2 separate regions of the Homo sapiens genome follow, and region 2 is linked to region 1. The links are chromatin contacts, found by Hi-C or POLR2A ChIA-PET in ENCODE. All regions are on one chromosome and are shown on one strand. The core of a region is the stretch at or near the end of the contact, and the rest is flanking DNA. Distances in the headings are between cores, read along the strand shown.

Region 1 (6,261 bases), core at 1,557-4,056:
GGGAAAATGGGAAAGTTAATAAAGCTGACTGTGAATGGACCAACCAGTTGAATGACAGGTTGGTTCAGTCAAAGCAACAAATCTCAAACAGCCCTAGCTAGACCATGGGTGTGGGCACTGCTCACAACCACAGGCATTTGTTTTTCTGGCCATTCCCAGAATCCATCCAGTTCACAGTTCTGCCACCAGCAAAAGCTCTTTATGTAGTTTCAGCAGGGTATGGCCCTCCTTCTGATGACAGCACGAAATAATGAGAGACAGCCCACTAATTTTGTAGACTTAGATTTCTTCCCTGTGCAGTGGTAGCTTTCTAAATGCAGTGGTTCTGACCTTACATGGCAGTCCTCACACTGTCCTGACATTTTCTCTTCCACCAATTCTATACACAGAACATGTATTATTATTTGGATTCAGACATCCTGTGGGTCGGCTTTGTCTTCACGATTCTTCAATAGAGACAGCACACTCTAGCAGATGTCAGCACCCACATAACAAAGGACTCCCACTGCCACTCAGTCTGGCAAAGCATACAATATACAATGAGCCATTTATACACTGTTTCCTGCACCTAAAATGGCTGTGTTTTAGGAAGCAGCTCACTGGCTTTTCAGTAGATATTATGGGGCAGAGTTGCTTTGTAACCAAGAAAAATTCCCTTCAATGACTTATAAAATGTGATGGCATTTTACAAAAAGAATATTCTACATGACGTGAGCTGAAAAATTCTTGGCTAAGAGTAGTTAATGTACACAGTGGTTAAGACCTGTGGTGTTAGAGCTGGACAGATGTGCGTTTAAATTCTGGATACTCTACCTGTGGTCCTCTGTCAGGTAGGCAACTTCTCTAAGACATGTGTTCTAATATGTAAACTCGTGCTATGAGCAATCACTGAATGGATATTTACAAAGAGGTAGCTTAGAACACAGTAAGGATTTAATAGGGATTAGCTATGAGTATAATATTTTCTGAGAAATAAGTAATGAAAAGGTAAAATAAGAATTCTAATTCTGAAAATATACATGAAACATTTGAGCTTCTCTTTAAAAAGTTTATGTCAATTGACGGTGTTATAATTACTATGGTTTTGAAATTACATAGAGCTTTTGAATAATGAGTTAATCTATTATTCTTTAAATGCTCAATAATTAATATTATTCATATTTAAATAGGTATCTAGACATATTTATCCATAAAAATTTAAATTGTGTGGAATATGTATCATAGGCAAGCCAGTGTCATCTAGAAGTCTTCTTCCTACTGAATGGAGTTAGTTGATTAATAGTGTAAATGATTTGGATTTTTAAAAAGTATCCCTTTCTTCTCTTGATCATCCTTGTGATGATCAGAAAATTGACAACTTTCAACAAGCAGCAACTGAATGTGAATTCCTATACCCCAAACTGGGAAGTATTTTGACGTAATCATGTGAATAGGGTAATTATACATCTTCTAAAAAATCTGAAACTTAAAAAGTTGGAGTGAAAACCCAGCTTTCAACTAGCATTCTTATATATTTTAAAAATAGTATGATCACCAGGGTGAACTAGTGAGTATAGATGACATGAAAGAGAGTAAGATTTATGTTTCCTGCCTCCCATCAGTCTTTGTGGAAATCCAAGGCAAAGTTTAGCATAGAATAATAATCATCCCCCATAAAGTGAGTCATATACTGTAAAAAATGTCAAACTCTCTGACAATTCCCTTAATGAGAAAATTCTAGGGATTTCCATCCTTCGTAATTACATGACTCAAAATGCATAAGCTGAGTCATTAGGCTGATGTGTTTGATATTGTCTATAGCCAAATAGTTTTTAACTCTTAAAGAGAAAGGGCTTAATTTGCAGGAGCAAGTTGATGGTCTAAATTCCCACATGCCTCCTGCTGCTGTTAGAAGCTTCTGCCTAGTTTTGTTATAATTACAATGTGTTTATGTATGGGCAGGGTTGGCTTCTCGGTACTAAGTTTTTTAGATCCCAAAAAGAATTATTACATATGGCCAATTTGTTGGTGTGGAGGCAATTCAGTGTATTTCAATGAGTAAACTCATTTAGATCTTTCTCTAGTCAGTTATTTACTTAAAATCTCACATAAATCTCTCAAAACTAAAGTATTTTGAAAACACTTTCAAAAGTTATTGGATGTCTACTATATTCTAGCCACTGATTTAGGTGCTGAGGATATAGCACTGGTCACTGAAGACAAAGCTATTGCTTCTGTACATTACCTTATCCTGAAAGTTATGCTTTCAGGATTTCTTAAAAAGTCAAACAAAATGAATCCAGTTTGATCTCCTGACAAGGTAAAATTACTTTGGACATTTTCCTACAAGTACAGTCATAGCATCTACATGAGCATTCTTTTTGTAAGAGCAGAGTAATCATTCAACATTTAAGATCTACACTTGGGAGTGAAATGCATTCCTTCTTGAGAATACTGAGGTCTTATAAACCACCCATAGTATTGATCCCCTGCCCCCTGTCATGGTGGTTAAACATTAAAAAAAATGACTGAATATGTGGGAAATTCTCAAACTGCATTCAAACCCAGTGCCTGACTCAGGTCTGTTAGGGAACTGAATAACCTGAAACCATGCTACAGATAATCCAAAATCCATAAGAAAACTTAGAAATGACTCACCATTTTGAGCATAGCCACTTTCTCCAGAAACGACTTGAAGTAAAGAAAAAACCATGCCAAAAGTTGTACCTAGAATTGTCATTCTGAGAGAGATAGAGAGAGAGAGTAGATGTGTGAGCCAGTGTGTATGAAATGAATGAGAGTAAGAGGAAGGGAGGGAGGGAGGAAGACAGAGAAGCTTAGATCTAGGGCTTTATACTTATCTAACCACAGACAAGGGAAGTATAAACACAGCAAAAAAGAAGGCAAGTTCCAGAAACAGGAAGTCTGAGTAAAAGTATTGCTGCTGTAAGCAGAGGTCAAGGACATGAAGAGACAGAGCCTCTGAAATTATTGTTCCTCCTGGATATTCCCTGCAGCCCCCACACTTACTGTGCTTACATCAGAGTAAGGCAGTAGATTCACACCTAGGCTCAAGCTATCTTAGGCTAGAGGCTACTTTATTTTTTTAATTTTTATTTTTTTGAGACAGAGTCTTGCTTTGTTGCCCAGGCTGGAGTACAATAGCATGATCTCGGCTCACTGCAATTTCCACCTCCCAGGTTCAAGCAATTCTCCTGCCTCAGCCTCCTGAGTAGCTAGGACTACAGGCAAATGCCACTATGCCAGCCTAATTTTTGTGTTTTCAGTGGAGACGGGGTTTCGCCATGTTGGCCAGGCTTGTCTCGAACTCCTGACCTCAAGTGATCTGCCTGCCTCAGCCTCCCAAAGTGCTAGGACTACAGGCATGAGCCACCGCTCCTGACTAAGGGCCCACTTTAAAAGAATCTGAAGACAAAAATTCAAACTTACAAAGTGAATCAATTGGTTGTTTGGAGTGAGTTTTGATTTAAAGAAACAGTCTGCACTATGTGAAGTACTTTATTGTGGGTTTATTTTAAATAGCTTACCTCCAACTTCCAAGTTTCACAAGAATAGCAGTTTTTCTCTTTTGTTCTCTGTGTATCCCTGGTATTTACTCATATCTTACACACCACAGTAGGCATTCAAGAATTATTTGTTTAGGGCAGGGGCTGGCAAACTATGACCTAGGGAACAATTTTTTAAAAAATTATTCATTTATTTTTTCTTTTTCAAAAGATCTTTTTTTTTCCCAAGTAAGCCTTGGGACCAAATTTAATCTACCACCTGTTTTTGCAAATAACGTTTCATTGGAATACAGCCTCACCCATTTGTGTATCATCTACAGCTGCTTTTATGCAACAATGGCAGAGCTAAGTAGATGAGATAGAGATTGTATTGTACAAAAGGTGTAAAATCTTTACTATCTGACCCTTTGTAGAAAAAGTCTGCTGACCTCTTGTTTAAAGGATAAAGTAGGTACTTTCTTAGTGTATTTAAAACAGGATTCTATTTGTGAAAATTTGATTGCCACACAACTTTTCAGGTACACATAGTACATATGAACTAAATTAGTGCCTAGGTATATGGGGCAGAAATCTGAGACCATGGCATAGAAAATTCAGACTCCCCCAAACCTGAATGCCAGTCAAAAGCCTTCCTAATATGGCCTCATGGTTAAAGTGGTGATATTTGTAAAGCCTGACTGCTTCTTGGTAACTGTTAGATTTTTTTTTCTTTTTCTTGAAAAAAATAATCTAACCTGGATTCAGGCCATAAAACTCTATGCTTGATTCACAGTGGCTCTCTTTTGGAAAAATGCCACAAGACTGCAGTTATAAGGTGAGGAGTGCAGAGAAACTAAGTGATCAGTGAGTTATGAACTTCTGTTGGATTCACTGTCATTAGGTAGAATTGCTCCCATGGGCCTGTGAAATGGCTAAAATTAGCAGAGACAAGCAACAACCCCCCAGGTGTAAAGCAAATCGAAGAGACTTTAAAAGACTCATGATTTAGCTTGTCCCATCATTACAATTATTTGACAATAACGAAGTAACAAAAAAAGGAGGTGGGACATTTGTACCAGTCTCTGGATCCTCCTTTTCAGTTTTAAGACAGACTCCGTCTGCACCAGTTATAATGCCACACTTTGGAGTATAGGCTCAAGGAATACTTCGGAGCAAGAATCCAACTGAAGGGGACATATTCCATCTTCTCCATTTGTCAGGGCCTTCTCTGGGCATTTCAAAACCCTTCCAAGCCAAATAAAGAGTGACAATTTTGTGCATCGATAATAATTTATGCCCTCATTTCTAATCTTGTTTTGAAAGCTTGGTTAGAAAATTGTAAGCCTGATTCACAAAAATTGGTATGTTTTGTACACTGAGCTAAATACCCTTTCAAGAAAGCTATAATTACAGATTCCCATGAATTAAGCTAATGTTCAAGGAGAAATCCCAAATTATATCTATCTACCAATGCAAATCTCCTAAACTGCTAACAGATTGTCACTTCATGGGTGAGTAACTGGGTTATGTCTCTTTAAATTCTCTTGTTTATCATTTAAGTGGACTATCATTTTGATTGTATCTCTTTCCTTTAGTTGTGAAGATGTAAAAGAACAAAGCCAAGACACAATATTTTGGTACAGCATGTGCTGGTTTGTTCTGGGGATTTCCACAGGGGTGCTTACTCTTGGGTGGGGCAGGAGATGCTGAAAAGACCTCAGAGAGAAGCCTAAAGTGTGGGGAGCTCAAAGAAAAATGACATGCGTCACCAGTCCTTCTAGAGATTGTGGGGGAACAACAGTGCCTTCTCTCTTTCCTCACTCAGGTCTTGTTAGTCCTTTGGAGACTTAGAAAAGCTGAGGAAGAACCACCTAGTTCACCCTATCCCCCAGGTAACAAACATTTACTATATTACTTTGTCATTACTTTTGTGAGACAAGCACAGAAAGAAGAAAAGAGGATGAGGAACACTATTTGGGGACACTCAAGTCTCCAAATGTGAAATCAGGAGGGAAGCATTGGACTGTGGTAGAAGCAAGCAGTTTGGCGTGGCAACTGACTTGGCCATATTTCTTCTCCTCCTCTTCACCCATCACTTCCTTTCATGGCTACATTTTCTCGTCTCTCTTTTGTACTTTGTCTTCCTTCAGTTTGATGAGTTTGTATGATGTAGTGAATCATTAAAAAGGAAAGCCAGCTGGGTGCAGTGGCTCATGCCTGTAATCCCAACACCTTGGGAAGCTGAGGTGGGCAGATCACTTGAGCTCAGGAGTTCAAGACCAGCCCTAGTAAACATAGTGAGACTCTGTCTCTGCAGAAAATAGAAAACTTAGTCAGGTGTGGTGGGGCCCGCCTGTAGTCTTGGCTACTCAGGGCTGCAGTGAACCGAGATTGCGCAGTGAACTGAGATTGCACCACTCCACTGTAGCCTGGGTGACAGAGTGACAGTCTGCCTCAAAAAAAAAAAAAAAAAAAAAAAAAGCCATTTGATTCTTTCTCATACACAAGCAGAACACACTGACCTTGTTAAGACTCCTGACACCAGTTGGCCAAGTCTCCTTTTCTTCCTTTTTTGTAATTGTTCAGGCTATTTGCCCAACAGGCAAAACACAAAAAAGACTTTCTTTTATCTTCAGATTGCAATAAGTTCTGTGGTGTTCCTATATAACCGGTAGAGTCCTAGCAAGTTAAGAGAACTTATCTTTTAACGAGATTGAGATCCTAAAATGTTAGAGGGGTGTATCCATTATTTGGTTGTTTGTTGTTTGTTAACTGG
Region 2 (6,261 bases), core at 2,369-4,868, 7.1 Mb before region 1:
TTAAATTTTAATCATCTTGACCAGAAGCAATAATTTTATAAACCTTTCATAACGTTTTATAATGTTTAAAAAAAGAATGGGTTAATACCTCAAGAAAACATTGCTAATCTGACACAGGGGCCCACAGGCTGGTCTTGCATCAGTGTTCCTTTTATATTAATCTTTATAGGCTGGCCATTGTGGCTCACATCTGTAATCTCAGTACTTTGAGAGGCATAGGTGGGTGGATTCCTTGATCTCAGGAGTTTGAGACTAGCCTTGGCAATGTGATGAAACACTGTCTCTACAAAAAATACAAAAATTAGCCAGGCATGGTGGTACACACCTGCAGTCCCAGCTACTCAGGAGGCTGAGGTGGCAGGATCGCTTGTGTCTGGGAGATGGAGGTTGCAGTGAGCCAGGATCATGCCACTGCATTCCAACCCAGGTGACAGAGCTAGTTCCTGTCAAAACAAAACAAAACAAAACAAAACAAAACAAAACCACTGTTTATAGAGAAATACTGAACTAACTTTCTCTCTTAAAGTAGGTCCTTACAAGTCCAAACACCCACTTCTTCTGCAATAGTCCCTGGGACTAGGGGGTTGAATAGTTTAATTTTCTGGACACAGGTCTTGTGAATGCAGCTTCTTCTGATTTTCATCTTCTCTTAGGTCTGAAGATGAGGCTTCAGTTGCTGTTAATGTTTAAGATTTAGTAGGAGTTGGTGACCTTTTTCGACCCAGGAGTGAAAGCCCTGTAACTTGGTAACACAAAAACGTTAAAAGAATTACAGAAAGTTATGTAGATATAATAACCTTTTTTAATCTCAGTTTTTCTAAGCAAATAAAAACCTAGTAATAATTACACAGGAATTATTTTGATAAAATGTACAGTATGTTTTTACCTTTTTCCTAAATAACCTTTGAATTAGATAAAACTATTTTCCTTTTAATAATAACACTTTTTCTTTGGAAAAATGTTTGCCTACAGTACTTTTGTAAAGTTGAGAATGACCCAGACATTTAATGACTACCTATTATTTCATAAAATATAACTCTAAGATTTTTTTTTTTTGACGGAGTCTCAGTCTGCCTAGGCTGGAGGACGGTGGCACGATCTGAGCTCACTGCAACCTCTGCCTCCGAGTTCAAGAGATTCTCCTGCCTCAGCCTCCTGAGTAGCTGGGATTGCAGGCATGCATCATCACCGGCTAATTTTTGTATTTTTAGTAGAGATGGGGTTTCACCACTTGGGCCAGGCTGGTCTCCAACTCCTGACCTCAAGTGATCTGCCCATGCTGGCCTCCCAAAGTGGTGGCTCACACAGTAATATCACAGTCTTCTGAATTCAAAATAGGCCGAGGCTGGAGCTCAGGCACCACCTCTGCGGAATCTCAAGCAGGCTTCACATAGCCAAGAAAATGTTGCTCCATCGCTTAATTAAGCCTCAGAGCAGGAGGACATAAGCGTTTGCGCTGATTGACGAGATGAAGCAGAACCTTTAGCACTACCATCAGCCTGGGTATTTATGCTCTCCGGAGCTCGTGGGCAGAGGGCACCCAGATATTATGAAACTCAATAGTAACGAATGCACGAAAATTAGTAGACAAATGAAAACCGGTAAAATTCTAGAGAGCACATAGAAACAAAACAAATCGTAATTCCGACAGAAAAACAGCGAGAAAAGAAGTCGAAATGAAACGGATACTAAGCAAACCTTACAGAGAACGAGCGCTACAAAACGCAGGGATTAAAGAGTTCTTCAGGGGCCAAAAACCATCTGTGTCCGGGAAATGAGCATTGCTGCCACCGGAAAACTGTCCGCTAGGTCTCTGCACTGCTCTGGACCTCGCTAGCAAGAATCTGGCGGCGCTGAGACTCAGCAAGCGCCGGCACCTAGCGGATAGCGCTGGTATTGCCAAACAAATATCCGTTTAGGCGCCATAACGGTGCTGCTAGAAAGAAACTGCGGATTCTTAGGAGGGGTGCTTCCATCCCGAAACATACTGTCTGGAGGAATGGACCGACTCTGTTTAAATGTGTTGTGACGTTTTAATGTGTTTTAATCCGTTTAATGTGTTTAATCCGTTTAATGTGTTTTAACACGTTTTAATGTGTTGTGACAGGAAAAGAGCCGGCTAACGGTATTACGGAAGTACTAGTTGGCACAGAGGCTCGGTGCAATTACCGTTCTGCACCGTAAAACGGGTTTAGGAAGTTCCTAGGAGATACTAGCGGTGCCAGAACCGAGAAAGTGACGACACAGACAACTTATGGACTCCGCGTACGGGAAACGTTCCGTTGGGCGCTAAGAACGGTGCAGCAACTGAAAAACCGCTCAGTGGGCGCTACTGGCAAAAGCGTTGCTGCAAAACCGCCAGCTCCGCATTAGAAGCAGAGCCGCCAGACAGAACCCGGGACCTGAAACCACCGAAGCGGAGACCGAGCTTGGCTCCCCAGCTCCTGAGAGAATGCAAGTCAAGGAGTACGAAGCTGTGATACTCAAAATTAGTAGAAGAAAAATGAATAACATTTAAATAAGATAAAATTTTAAAATAATAAATTCTAAAATTCAAATAAAAAGGCAAAGCAAACACACTGGAAACTACCGGTAGCATTGTTCTCAGAGCAAAAGACACAAAAAGAGCATTTAAAAATAAGCAAAAATTAGAGAGAACCAACCCTACAAAGCAGAAATTACAAGTATTGCCAAAAGAAGCAATTCTGTGATTAGGATATCCCTGTTAGATCTAAACCGGTACATGTTACACCTAAGTCTACATTTCTTAGGACAAAAACAAAAACAAACAACAACAACAACAAGAAACCAACAAAACCCAGTCATGGTTAAACCTGTTTACGACTAAAAAATCGTAGTAGCTGATATATCCCGACTTGGTCCACAAGAGGAAAAAGTCGCGTTCGGCGGAAATTGCTATCGTCAAACCGAGCTTCGTAAACCAGAAATCGCTTTTGCCGGCATTTCCTGACTTCCATGGGAGTTTAAAAAACACCAACATAGCTAAGGCGGGACTTGATGTTGCGCAGCTAGCCTTGGTGTAAGAGCTCCCAGGCACTGCTAAACTGGTCATCGCTAAACCTAAATGAATCGCATTCGCTGGTACACAGATTTCTACAGGAGTTGAACATCTCCTGCGCAGCTAAAGCAAGCCGTACTAGTAGGAAGCCGGAACTTGCCACGACTTAGAAACTTGAGGCTTTGGGAGGCCAAGGCGGGTGGATCATCTGAGGTCGGGAGTTTGAGACCAGTCTGGCTAATGTGGCAAAACCCCGTCTCTACTAAAAATACAAAAATTAGCCGGGTGTGGTGGCGGGCGCCTATAATCCCAGCTATTTGGGAGGCTGAGGCAGGAGAATCACTTGAACCCGGGAGGTGGAGGTTGCAGTGAGCCGAGATCGCCGAGATGGCGCCACTGCATTCTAGCCTGGACGAAAGAAACTCTGTCTCAAAAAAAAAAAAAAAAAAAAAAAAAAAAAGAAAAAGAAAAAAGAAACTTGAGGCAGGGCTAACTCTGCGTTTGTTATGATTAGGCTACAGGAAACCCGGAGTTGCTGGGAAATGAGTCACAGGGTCACTCAGCCTTTCTGTGGCGAAACATCGACTTCCTACGACCTAGAAATCGCCGCCAGGGCTAGGCTGGTGTTTGTCCTAAGTGGGTACTTGCTTGGGTTGAGAAATCACATTTTGGCTATTCCCCGACTTGAACCAGGGGATAGAAATCGTAGTCACCGGCTGGGCGCAGCGGCTCATGCTGTAATCCTGGCAGTTTGGGAGGCCGAGGCGGGCAGATTATTGAGGTTAGGAGTTCGAGACCAGCCTGGTCAATATGATGAAACACCGCCTCTAGTAAAAATACAAAAATTATCCGGGCGTGGTGGCGAGCGCCTGTAATCCCAGCTACTCAGGAGGCTGAGGCAGTAGAATCCCTTGAACCTGGGGTGCGGAGGTTGCAGTGAGCCAAGATCGCGCCACTGCACTCCAGGCTGGGCGACACGGCGAGACTCTGTCTCAAAACAAAACAAAAGGAAAAGAAGAGAAAAGAAAAAGAAACGCAGGCACCCTGAAATCGAAACTTGTTAGGACCAACAAGCCAACGACAGACGAATCTGCGGGGTCCTGCGACAGACACGCCAGCCCCGCCGCCACAGCACAGGGTTCTGGAGGTCGAGCTGTTCTGCGGGTTCTGCGGCGGCGCTGGGAAGAGACGGCGCCCGGGCAGCTCCCCTGTCACCGGCTTGGAGGAGCGGCGGGCTCCCCTAGCCCAGCGCCGCCGCCGCCGCCCGGGAACGCCAGGCTCACCCCAGCTGGGGAAGCTCCGAATCCCTCAGATCGGCGACCTGAGTGCTGTCGCCCCGAGAAAATGGAGGCATCGAGCAACGAGCTGTGCTGAGACCGAGAGACCTCAGTTCTGCGAAATGTCGGTGCCTGGAGCTTGCGAATGACTGCGGCCGGCGGGTTGTCAAGGACAACATTCCTTATGGCGCAACCAACAGCGCTGTCACCAAGAAACTGGACTCTGAGAAAAAAGAGGGTTTCGGCCACCGAGAAACTCCGTGCCACATGTGCCGTGACAGCAAAACCGCCCGCTCCGCGCCGCTGGTGAAAGAGCTAACGAACGCCAGGTGCTGCGACAGTGACACCGGGACTAGAAGGCCTCGGATGGAGAATGGGACGCCCAGAGCAAGCAGGAAAACGTTTTGTTTGGCTCAACTAGCGCTGTCGCAACCGGAAAACTGTCAGGCCAGTGCTGCTGCGGATGTGAGAAACCGGTGATCCGAAGGCGGAGTGGCGCTGGGCGCTGGACTCGCTGGTGTGAAAATCTGGCTGCTCTAGGACCCGGCAAGCGCGGGCACCAGGCGAACGCCAGCGACTTTGCCAGACAAATGCATGTCTTTTTTGGTCGCCATTCAAAGATGCAGCCGGCAGTCAGCCCCGGCTCTGAGAAACAAGTGGAGGTGTCAGCCATAAACCCTCCGTTCAGGGAAAAGAGAGTCGCTGCGACGGATCGACTGGCCGTTGGGTGGAACTTTCTTTGGTGGCCTAGTGACTAGAAAATAAAAACGAAAACGAAATAAAAAACTGCTACTGACATTACTCCCACGCTCCCTCCTCAAGTCAGTGGCTTCAGGCTTAAGAAAACCTGTATTTTTCTTGGCTGATCCGTGATCCCTAATTACTGAGGGCCCCGCGACCCACCAAGTGCGATTCGCAGAGGGAAAGGAGCTGGAATAAGGATCCAGAATGGGACGGATTTGGCTCCTCCAGGAAGAAAGCAAAACAAATGCAGGTCGCGAACACTTTACATTGCAGGAAGCTGCTCTTCCAGTGGCCGCGGCTGGGTCCTTCCACACCACCTCTCTGTCCTAGGCCTTCGTCCCGGTTCAGCCCTCACGGATTCTAGGCTAGCGGTCAACAACCGCATCCCTCCGGAACCTGGAAACTCTAGGTCCGAGATCTCGGTGAAGAATGAAAGGCACAGCGCCGCTCAACCCAGGCTTCAGGCCTGCCCCGCTGGTCCCGTCCCTTCCCTGTGGGATGGAACTCTGTGGGAATCGCTCCTTATTCTGATGGTTCACTCATTCAGATGTCCTTGATATTTGGGGATATTTCTAAAACAGCTGGGGAGAAAAATGGACTGCGAGGCTCCGGTGTTGGACGTGAAATTGGCAGTGAGACATCCGCCTCTAAGCCCAGGGAAAAGCTTAAATTGTGGTTCTCTGTCTCTAGCACCGTGATCTTTGAAATGCGTTATTGATTTTCTTCTTTCTTCTGGGAAATGCAATGCAGGTGAACTTGTAAGTGTTGAATCCTCCCTCTCCTCACTGTTCAATCAGACTGAGGCCTACTTCCTTTCTGATAAGAAATATGGAACTGCCATTGCTCAGTAGGAAAATGTCCTTTCTACAAGCATTCATATTTCAATAAAAATCTGCACTTTGTGAGTTGAGCCCCCTCAAAGAGACCTACAGACCCTGCCATGAGCATCTCCATCCACACTCATCATTTCCCATTTTCACCACTTCTGCTCCTGTGCAAACCAGTACTATCCTTTTCTGGGGGATCCTAGGCAGAAGCGATGGCAGGACAAAGGCAGAGAAGGCACTGCCAGGTAAGGAAATCTATTTTGCCCTTGCAATTCTGTCTCCCAAGGGATTTGCCTCAATATCTCCCTCCCACCATACCCCTTCTTCAGCTAGCCAAAACCTTCCCTGCTATTTGAGGCTCCTCCAATTGCCTCCTGGTCCTGTGGTTGCAAGA

What was found. Hi-C counts contacts between places; a loop is a spot of excess contacts on that map. ChIA-PET counts read pairs that join two places held with the same protein, here RNA polymerase II (POLR2A). Pooled maps may share reads with other maps.
Region 2: a pooled map shows a loop between it and region 1 (2.8-fold over the local background). The contact joins the promoter of FLJ32255 here to the promoter of IL7R in region 1. A Hi-C loop is called at or near these places in 4 of 50 pooled maps. POLR2A ChIA-PET finds 5 or more read pairs at or near these places in 2 of 52 experiments (CD4-positive, alpha-beta T cell and naive thymus-derived CD4-positive, alpha-beta T cell).

What each region holds. Positions count from the first base shown.
Region 1 is chr5:35,853,436-35,859,696 of GRCh38, reverse strand. IL7R (interleukin 7 receptor) reads right to left here and starts at 2,806. Exons shown (of 8, transcript NM_002185.5): 1 at 2,638-2,806. The coding sequence starts at 2,719.
Region 2 is chr5:42,990,690-42,996,950 of GRCh38, reverse strand. FLJ32255 (a long non-coding RNA gene) reads left to right here and starts at 3,618. Exons shown (of 2, transcript NR_104643.1): 1 at 3,618-6,112. LOC105374746 (a long non-coding RNA gene) reads right to left here and starts at 4,676. Exons shown (of 3, transcript XR_007058755.1): 1 at 1,704-4,676; 2 at 89-742. RefSeq lists enhancers at 3,450-3,744, 4,014-4,143, 4,444-4,653, 4,994-5,143.